Linked DNA regions of Homo sapiens: region 1 is linked to region 2. A link is an interaction called in ENCODE POLR2A ChIA-PET data of the cell type or tissue named here. Cell type or tissue: GM12878. All regions are shown on one strand. Links, peaks and the distances in the headings refer to the core of each region. The heading gives the core; the rest is flanking DNA.

Region 1 (5,386 bases), core at 179-5,178, 73 kb after region 2:
ACTGGCACGAGCAACAATCCACATGGCTTCATGTCTTTAACCATAAAACACAGGTAAAGGGATGGTCCACTTTAAACCCCAGCATAGGCTCTTACTAAGATAAAGTCCACTCTGCATGATTAAATATCTAAGCAGACAGCTCTGCAAATCAGGGTTCGTATGTTCCAGTTGTTAATGGTTCAAATGTGAACAAACTACTTCTCAGAATCAAATTTCCAGAAAGAAAGAAAGAAAAAGCGACACATTAACCTTTATTGGCTACTTGTTATGTTCCAAGCACCAAGCAAAGTGTTCTCCAAAAATAATCGTGAGAGGTGAGGTAATTATTGTTATCTCTATTTTATAGAAAAAGAGATTCAGGCTCAGGGAAGGAGGTACCCTGCCTAAAGTCAGACAGTTGCTAAAAGAATGAAATTCCCAGTTGGGAATTTCATGAAGTTTTCCCCTAAACCTTTAAACTTACCTGTAGTGTCATACACTTCTTTCAGCCTGTGTCATCAAAATAGGTGTCCCTATTTTGTTCCAAAGTTGGCCTGTGTTTCTTCCTTCAGTGTCGTGCTGCCCATGAGCCTGCCTTATTCCACAAACCACTTTCCTTCCACTCACGTCCTGTGTCCTCTGCACATGTATGCTCAACTTCCCATCCTAAAATTCCTTCCCTCTCTCTTCTCCTAACTACTGTTCTATTTTGCTTTCTTTTTACCTCCAGATTTCGTGAAAAGAGCATTTGACTTCTGCTTCAGATCCTGTATCATTCTGTCACCAATCATGATCCGGTTTATAACCTATTACTTCACAGAACCTGCTTTGGCAAAGACCATTGATAATGTCATGATTTTCAAATCTAAATGAGGCCTCTTTTCAGATCTCATCCTTCTTGATGCCCTATCCCCCTTTTGAGACAGGGTCTCACTCTGTTGCCCAGGCTGGAGTGCAGTGGCATGATCATGGCTCCCTGCAGGCTTGACCTTCTGAGCCCAAGTAACCCTCCCACCTCAGCCCCCGTGAGTAGCTGGGACTTCCTGAGCCCTTTGAGCATGTGGCTCTATTGACCACTCCTCTGTGAAACCCGGCTCCCCTGAAAAGACTTTCCTAACTCTATTCAAAATCTGTTGGCTCTCTTTCTTTCACTTGCTTCTCTGTCTCAGCTCATCCCTTAAATATTGAGGTTTCTCATGACATCATCCTCTATTTCCTCTCCTTTTCAATGACTTTCTCCCCAGTTGCTTTAGTCTATACTCTAGGTTCCAGTTGCCACCAGTACACTGAACTCCTTGCTTTCAACCTCTCCTGTGCGCCATGGCTGCCATTTCCAGCTGTCTTTGGGAATCTCCCATTGATGGCCCAAAGATTTCTCAATAAAACTTGTCCAACACCAAACTCACTCAATCTTCCAATTTGAGTCTAACCATTTCCCATTCTTGGCAGAGGGTGCTACCATCTGCCTGGTAGCCTAGGTAGTGAGGGCCTTTGAATCTTCCTTGACTCTTCCCTACCTCTACTCAAAGTCCTGATGTCTCTGCATCCTACATATCCCTTCAATTTGTTCCCTGGTCCCCATCTCCACTGCCTAGTCCAGTCTTTCATCATGTTACTCTGGCTAATGCAATGGCCTCTCTGAGAAACTGTCTCTAGTCTCTCATTTTCTAATTTATCCTCCCAATTGCCACCAGACTGATCTTTGAAAAGCAGGATATTATTGGTATTCCTCTGCTTATACATTTTCAGTGGCTTCACATGGACAATAGAATAGGGCTGGCTGGGCGTGGCAACTCACACCTGTAATACCAGCACTTTGGGAGGCCGAGGCAGGCAGATCATTTGAAGTTAGGAGTTTGAGACCAGCCTGGCCAACATGATGAAACCCAGTCTCTACTAAAAATACAAAAATTTGCTGGGCATGGTGGCATGTATCTGTTATCCTAGCTACTGGGGAGGCTGAGGCAGGAGAATTACTTGAACCTGGGAGATCACGCCACTGCACTCCAGCCTGGGCGAAGAAGTGTGACTCCGATTCAAAATAATAATAATAATAATAATAATAATAATAATAATAAGGCTTCAATGACCAACCAGCCCTAGCCTACCTTTCCAACCTGAGCTTTGAGAACTTCCCTTCCCTTGTATCTATTAACTTACTTGTATCTATTTCCTACACTACTTTCATGCTTCTGTGGCTTAGCTTATGCTACCTGATATGGTTTTTTTGGATGTTTGTTCCCTCTAAATCTCATGTTTAAATATAATCCCCAGTGTCAGAGGTAGGGCCTTGTGGGGGGTGTTTGGATCATAAGTGCAGATCCCTCATGAATGGTTTCGCACCACTCCCTTGGTGATGAGTGACCTCACAGGAGATCTGATTGTTTAAAGGTGTGTGGTACCTCCCCCCTGCTCTCTCTGGCTCCCACTCTCACCATGTGACATGCTGGCTCTCCATCACCTTCTGACATGAGTAGAAGTTTCCTGAGGCCCTCAACAGAAGCCAAGCAAATGCTGGTACCATGATTGTACAGTCTGCAAAACCATAAGCCAGTGAAACCTTTCTTTATAAATTACCCAGCCTCAGGTTTTCTTTATAGTTACACAAGAATGGCCTAACACATCACTCCCTTCACTAGAATGTCCTTCTTTCTTTGGTCCACCTGGTAAACTCCTATTCATCATTCTTCAAGGTTCCACTTCATATTTCCCCAAATACCCCATCCCCAGCCCTGAAAGAATAATTGTTCCCACAGCTGTGTTCTCATACATTTCTTCATTACAGAACTAACTACAGAGCTTCACAGAGTTATTTGTTGACTCACTGCCACACCATGAATTCTTCAAAGGAAGAAACTGTATTATTCATCTCTGTAGTCCTAGAGTCTAATTCAGTGCTTGGATCATAGTTGGATGCTCCATAAATCTGTGTTAAATGAACATATTAATACATCTTTTCCTGTTTGCAGTATCCAATTAGGCTGCATCTTCATTATCATTGCAGTATGTGAAAACACATGTTATATACCAAAGAACATACAGCAGCTTAGTGACACATATGGAGTTTGCACTTCTACTGAAATCATTTTCAGTTCTGACAGCTGTTAAAGTGTGAACAATGCACTGCCTATAATAAGGACCTATATACATCTGCTATTCTGTCAACATCATGACTGCCTTCATTTTCAAAGCTCATTTGCCAAGCTGCATTTCCTACCATTTGCTCATCCACCCATTCATCCACCCACTCACTCTTTCATTCAGGCCTATCTCTTTCAAAAAGAGATTGAATGTACACATTTCAGGTTACCTATCAACATCTTCTATCTGCCAATCCATTTCTGTTCTATCTAATGCAATTAATGAATTGCAGGAATGTCCAAGTCCATTAAACTGAACAATTTCAATTCCATATTATTTCTTGAGAGTAGAGACTTTATCTTCATTGTATATCAAAAAAGTTCTCTTCACTAGAACTTTCTAAAGTCAAAAAGCAACCTAATATTTTGTGTCCTGATATTGTATGATATAACATCATGAAAAGTAAATTCTATATCTGAGTATGTCATACCACTAATCCTCCTATTCATTATGTTTGTCAAAATGAATCCTCATGGAAATAAGCCACTCTTACGAGACAGGAAATGCACACGTGTATCTGTGCTAACACCAAAGATGTACCTGAAGTGTTCCCTTACTGTTCTGTCTTTAGGGAGGATAGAACATCTGGCTTGAAGGTTCACTCCTCAGAGAATTCACTGTGAGCAGCAGGTGGACTCACCTGGCGAGTTCTGAGGAGATGACACGGGAGAGCCACGTGGGGACTGACAGTAGCTGGGGTGGAGTAAGGCATGTGGAGGCACATACGACATTATCTCTTCTTCAAATAAGCTGGGGAAAGACAAGAAACAAAACGGGCACTTCAGCCAAAGTAGTGGGGAAAAGCCTAAATCCCAAAGGAGTAGAATATTCCATCCAAGATCCGGTTTATATCCCAAAGAGAGCATCCGCCCCCTTTCTCTTGCAGGTAATTCTTGGTACAAAATGGCTGGCTGTGGTGCTTTTTGTGAACCCTGTGGCTATTTCCCTGTTTTCCTACCAACTTTGGACAACGTGACTTTATTTTACTATTTCAACATATGAGTTTGAGTGTACATGTTTGTTTGAAAATCATACCTGGGTTTTCAGATTTGGAAACAGGATTCCAACACAAAATAGAAAATGTTTATTGAGAACCCATCATAAATATACAAAGTATGTTCTATATCCTCATTCCAAGAAATAAACAATAGGGTCTCAGCCTTCGAAGGGCTTAGGATTTAATTTGATAATTAAAAGCAAAATAAAACAAAACACCTCTTAAATAACTACAATCACAAAATAATTAGCTCCCTTGTTTACCCTGGCTACTATTTTTCACATGTGAGGATTTGGATCTTAGACCATTTAATGTCTTCTTTCTTCTCCATACTGAAATGTCTGTTTCTGATATTCTCCTAAAAGAGAGTAACCAGAGACCTGAGCTCTTTTCAGCTGTACAAGACAGTGTCAGTTTGTACTCCAATAAGACTGTAGAAACTGCAATGCCACTAAGCCCAGACAATATGAGAGTTCTTATGTATCATTAGGTATTCAGACTTTTGGACTCTTACAAATCTAATACTGTGAAATGGTATCTCATTATTTGAAACTACACTTACATTACTAGCATCTTTCCATGGGTTTATTGGCTATTCATACTTCCATTTCTATGCCTTTTCATAACCTTTATCCATTTTTCTATTGGGTTCTCTTCTTTTAAAGGCCTTCTTTATGTATCCACAATCTGGTTTCCTTTTTTTTTTTTTTTTTCTGAGACAGAGTCTAGCTCTGTTGCATGGCTGGAGCGCAGTGGCACAATGTTGGCTCACTGCAACCTCTGCTTCCTGGGTTCAAGTGATTCTCCTGCCTCAGCCTCTTGAGTAGCTGGGACTACAGGTGCGAGTCACCACGTTCAGCTAATTTTTCTATTTTTTTTTTTTTTTTTTTTTTTAGTAGAGATGGGGTTTCACCATGTTGGCCAGGTTGGTCTCGATCTCCTGACCTCATCATGATCCGCCTGCCTCGGCATCCCAAAGTGCTGGGATTACAGGCGTGAGCCACTGCGCCTGGCTGATCTCTTTGTTTTACATGTTGTAAATCTATTCTTCCAGTTGATTATCTTTCTTTATGCCTTTATATGTGGTATCTTTCATTATATCCATTTAAAAATATTTATGTAGCCAAATTTATCAATCATTTCTTGTATGAGCTCTGATAGAGGTATATTTTTTACATGAATTGAGTTAGTGAAAAGATACATGAAACACAAAAATCAATAACAAATTAAACAAGGTCATTTAAAAATTATTGGGTTTTAAAATAGCCC
Region 2 (5,386 bases), core at 146-5,145:
GTTCTATATAAATATTTGTCAAATGGCTTTATAAGATACTTTCGATTTTCCTCACATCTTATGGTTGATGCTAGTAGGGATCATTGGGAGAAAAATGTCATTGGAAAGGAAAGGGGAGAGGGAGGTGACTGCTTTTCCTTTCAGTATCTATCTGGTGGAGACACCCAAGTTCGGAATGAAGCTCTAAGGGTCAACAAATGGTGGAGTCCAGGGGGCCGTGTGAGATAAAGAAATTAGTCACTAGTGTTTAAAGGAAGTAGATATCAAGTGGTGCAAAGAAATAAATACAGGGTATAAATATAGGGTGCTGTCTATTTGATTTGAGTAGATAACGCCTACTAGCTCTCCCTAATAAATCTCTTCCTTTTTCACTTTGCTAAGAAACTTCCTCTGCCAACTGCATATACCATGAATGACAACCTGCTATCACATTCTCCAGGGTACATGGCAGGTACCCTTCCAGAAACCCTTCACGTAGTGAGTCTTCTTACAGCAGGCAGTAGCAGATATAGATAAGGCAGAGCCAACTTTTAATCCCCAGCAACTCCCTCATTAGGAGTGATCTTTGTGTCAACTGGTGTAAGGTGATAGCATGAACATTGAGAAGGCCAATCTACTCTGAAAGTTGAGCCATTTTGTGGCATAAAAGCATTAGTAATGTGGGAAATGGTACTATTCCTGATTATCACAGCATTCCTGACATTGAGAATATTCAAAGATTCTTGAATCTTTTTAGTAGTTGGCCTTTCCTTTAGATTTATAGAGCAGCATTTCATGGCTTCACTTTTACCGAAGAATCAGTAAGTTCAGAGCTGTTCAGAAACCTTTAAAAGGTCACAGATTATGAGAGAATGGTTCTGTAATTTACCAGCTGTGAGATCTTGACCAGGTTAGAAAATCTCTGTGCCTCTATTTTTCATCTGTAAAATGGAGATAATATACTTGCCTCATAGTGTACATGGCAACAACAGTTCATAAATAATGAAACTGGCACTGTTCTAAATGTGTTGCTTATGTTAATTCATCTAATGCTCACATCCTCCTATGAGTTACAGTGCTATATTTTCCTCCTTTAAAGATAAGAAAACTAGCCAGGCACGGTGGCTCACACCTGTAATCCCAGCACTTTGGGAGGCCAAGGCAGGTAGATCATGAGGTCAGGAGATTGAGACCATTCTGGCTAACATGGTGAAACCCCATCTCTACTAAAATTACAAAAAAAAAAAAAAATTAGCTGGGCGTGGTGGTGGCTTCTGTAGTCCCAGCTACTCGGGAGGCTGAGCCAGGAGAATGGCGTGAACCGGGGAGGCAGAGCTTGCAGTGAGCCGAGATCACACCACTGCACTCCAGCCTGGGCAACAGAGTGAGACTCTATCTCAAAAAAAAAAAACAAAAACCAGAAAACTAAGGGACGTGGAAGTTATATACTTGCTCGCAGTCATTCAAGTCCATCCTCTACTACACAGACTTTTTTTTTTTTTTTTTGAGACAGGTTCTCACTCTGTCAACGAGGCTGGAGTGCAGTGGCACAATCTCAGCTCACTGCAACCCCTGCCCCCCAGGCTCAAGTGATTCTCGTGCCTCAGCCTCCTGAGTAGCTGGGACTACAGGCGTGCATTCCACACCCAGTTTTTGTTTTTTTTTTTTTTTTTTAGTAGTGACAGGGTTTCGCCATTTGCCCAGGCTGATCTCAAACTCCTGAGCTCAGGCAACCCCCCTTCCCCCAGCCTCCCAAAGTGTCAGGATTACAGGCGTGAGCCACCACACTCAGCCTACACAGACTTTTACTGTGTGGATATTTAATAACTAGCTACTAACAAAAGAGCACACCTTCTTGGGTGTTTTATTCATCTAGTTCCTGGAGTCCTTGTTCTTTTCAGCCTTTTGTTTCTTCTCATATCTACCATTCCAAAATTGCTTTATTGTTAAAATAACTTTTCAAGTATATAAAAAATGCAAAGGGAGAGGGCTCAGAGTTAGAGACATCTGGTCGAAACTCCTGTTTAGCTTAATATAGATACAGATGTTTACATATAGAAATATTTATAGGTTATGTGTATATACATGGGTTGACATACACATGTATAGCTCCTTGCTCTGTTAGCTGAGGGTGCCTAAAAAGTAATGACACCTCAGAAACAACAGCATGCTTAGCACTGAGGTCTTAGTCTCTAATATCATTCTCCAAGAAAAGGAATCAAAGCTCCTTGGAGAAATGGCTGCTTCTGTGACTGAGGATGGAAATATACAGATGGGCCTGAAGTATCTTGTAGTCCAGAAAGAAGGAAGTGCAAGCGAACACCACCATGCAATTATGGGGGCATTCAAAGAGAAGGGAACCAGGAGCCAACTACAAGAGCTCACAATGGCCAAAGCTAGGACAATTTGAGCAACACAAGAAATAAAGCAGTAGTAGACTATAACCCAAAGTATAAAATAAATGTCTATGAATTCATACTGACATAAATAAATGGTTGAAAGAATAGACAAATCTTCCATACAGAAGAAATATGAGCAATTTATGCAGATACTCCACCCTCAAGTCGGTGGAGCATAACTCCCCACTCCTTAAGTGTGGGCTGCCCATAGTGACTTTCTTCCAAAGACTGAAATATAGGAAGAGATGGGGAGAAAGCACCTTTAGGGTGGAGAAACCTGACGAAACCTACCTCAAGCCAGATGATCAAGGTTAAGGTCAGTAGTCATAAGTCATAAGTCATGATGTTATGTATCCTTAATATAACATGATAAGTATGATACTTTGCCTGTGTAGTCTTCCTCCCAAAAACCCACAATCCCAGTGCAACCATCAGAAAATCATTAGGCAAATCCCAGTTGAGGAACATTCTATAAAATACCTGACCTATACTCCTCAAAACTGTCAAGGCCATCCAAAACAAGGGAAGTCTGAGAAATAATTACAGCCAAGAGAGACCTGAGGAGATGTGACGACTAAGTGTAGTGTGGTATGCTGGGTGGGAACCTGGAATAGAAAAATGATGCTAGGCAAAAACTAAGGAAATCTTTATTTAATAATAATGTATTAATATTGGTTTATCAGTTGTGACAAATGCACCCTTGCTAATGTAAGATCCTATAATAAAAAGGGAAATTGGTTGGGTATGAATCTAAAACTGCTCTAAAATAAAAGGCTTTGTTTAGAAAAATGAATGAGTCTGCCATTGCTTTAAATATTCAAATTTAGAGAATGTAGAACTAATAAAATAATCAAAATATAGCCCTTCTATTATTTTTGCAGTCTATTAAAAACACCATTGTACCAGTAATTTGATGCAGGTTCAATCCAATATCAACCTCCAATCAAAATTTCCAAGTCAGATAAAAGTATATGTAATAGGAATCCAGAAAGAGATCCAGAAAATTGTGTTTCAATATTATGTATATCATCTGATTTTAATCACAAAGTGAATCTTTCATCTAGCATGTTGCCTGCCTCTCCTTTAATTTCTAATATGGTAAGTATTGAGCATACTAACCATGTCCTATGGACTATACTTACTAGATTACCATATTTACCATTACTTATCTACGTAGATATAACCTGCATCAACCAAAACTCTTTGAGGTCCTGAGTAATATTTGAGTGTAGAAGTTTGAGAACCAAACAGCTTGAGAACCACTATTCTCATCATAGTGACCGATTTCAAGTCTTTCAAGACTGGGACATTTGTTACTCTATGGCCACCCTGTATCTTAACCCCATCAGTGTTTAGAGAATTCCTCACCTTTTGAGTCCATGACAGTGAAAGTGACAAATATACTCCTTGTAGCTTGGGAGGAACAATTACCTTAGGTTCTATCAACCAATCACACATATGCACTTGAACCTTTGAATCTGGAGCTAGTAAGTCTGGGCCATGAAGAATGCTGAGACGGAAGGAGCAATCAGGCCCTGGAAGCAGCAGGTCTAGTGGCATCTCCAGTGTCCACGGCACAAGCTGCAGTGTAGAATCCTGAGTTTGGGCAATAGTGTCGTCATCTTCCCCTGAACAATCCACAGACATGACTTTGGATGTTTTTCCTAGTTATCTTGTCCTAACTTTGGTTCTCCAGCCTGGATCTCCTTTCTATGAACTACTCAATATCCTTTAAATACATTGTTTTTCAGCTTCAGATATCCAGAGATGTTTAGTTGCTTGCAATTAAGAACTCTGACTGGTCCTATGAAAAACTGATTTCTTAGTTAGCTTCTGTGGTTATATATTTTGACCACTTTTATATTAATCAGCCTTTCTGAAATTCTACAAATAAACCATGGTTAACCAAAATAAAAAGAAAGCAAAATAAATGTACCCTTTGTTTTATCTGCCATAGAAAACGAACAACAGCCAGGCACGGTGGCTCATGCCTGTAATCCCAGCATTTTGGGAGGCTGAGGCAGGAGGATCACTTGAGGCCAGGAGTTTGAGACCAGCCTGGGCAACATGGTGAAACTGTCTCTACAAAAATAAATAAATAAATAAATAAATAAATAAATTAGGCAGGCATGGTGGCATGCGCCTGTAGTCCTAGCTACTCAGGAGGCTGAAGAAGGGGGACTGCTTGAGCTCTGGAGTTCAAAGTTGCAGTGAGCTATAATTGTGCCGTTGCACTCCAGCCTGGGCAACCCTGTTTAAAAAAAAAAAAAAAAAGAAAAAAAGAAAACAAACAACAACACAAATAAGTTAAAACATCTAGCTTTTTGAAAGATGAAAAAAAATGTTGGCCTTCTACTCTGGCTATACATTTTTACTTAGACTTTGGAATTGTGATCCAACTTTCAACAAGCAGAGTGTAAGATTTTCATTGTATTACTTCCCAGCTGTGCAATTTCTATAAAATGGGCAAGAGGCTCTGAAGAGAATGCCTGGTGACGCCATGCCATGTGCTTAGTTCATTATAAATCATTTCAAGTACCTCCAGCCTCGCTGAGCCAGTCAAAACAGAAATCTTCTAACGCATTTGAGAGAATCTTGTTTTATAGAGTGCTTAAGAGAGGCATGAAAAGCATACTAGATTTCAAATGTACCAAATTATCCAGAAAGGATTTTGGAACTGGTTCCTATTAGGTTACTTTTCATTATTATTTAATACGACATATAAAATATAACGCTTTTCTGTTTGAGCTGCTAGTGCCTGGAATGGTTCTGCCTTCTACAATTTCGCAAGCAAATTTTAACGCATTTCTATTCTAGTCTAGTTACTACCTTATTGCTAGACATCAAAAGTGAAAAGTGTGCAGGTCAGTTGGGCCCTTCAGATCTTTCCATTTCATGCTAACTCGAATTATTAGGGACTTAAATTAATTTTGACTAGAAAAAGCATCTTCTTCTACAGTTGAAATACTACCACAGATGAAGGATTCTTTGAAGCAGCGTCTTGAAAT

The links. Peaks named below come from ENCODE experiments on the same cell type or tissue, not always from the same donor. Only the 100,000 strongest peaks of a DNase experiment are listed, where the experiment ranks them.
Region 1: POLR2A ChIA-PET joins it to region 2 with 10 read pairs; 24 of 35 experiments call an interaction of 5 or more read pairs at or near these places.

Annotation. Positions count from the first base shown.
Region 1 is chr2:196,250,160-196,255,545 of GRCh38, forward strand. HECW2 (HECT, C2 and WW domain containing E3 ubiquitin protein ligase 2) reads right to left here. Exons shown (of 29, transcript NM_001348768.2): 19 at 3,761-3,870. Among named protein-coding and RNA genes, the nearest start is that of HECW2-AS1, 7.2 kb to the right of the region's middle. In GM12878, for the core only: no CTCF peak of the experiment used is centred there; no DNase peak of the experiment used is centred there.
Region 2 is chr2:196,176,802-196,182,187 of GRCh38, forward strand. No RefSeq gene overlaps it. Among named protein-coding and RNA genes, the nearest start is that of STK17B, 7.9 kb to the left of the region's middle. In GM12878, for the core only: no CTCF peak of the experiment used is centred there; no DNase peak of the experiment used is centred there; H3K4me3 peaks cover 654 bases; H3K27ac peaks cover 1,840 bases.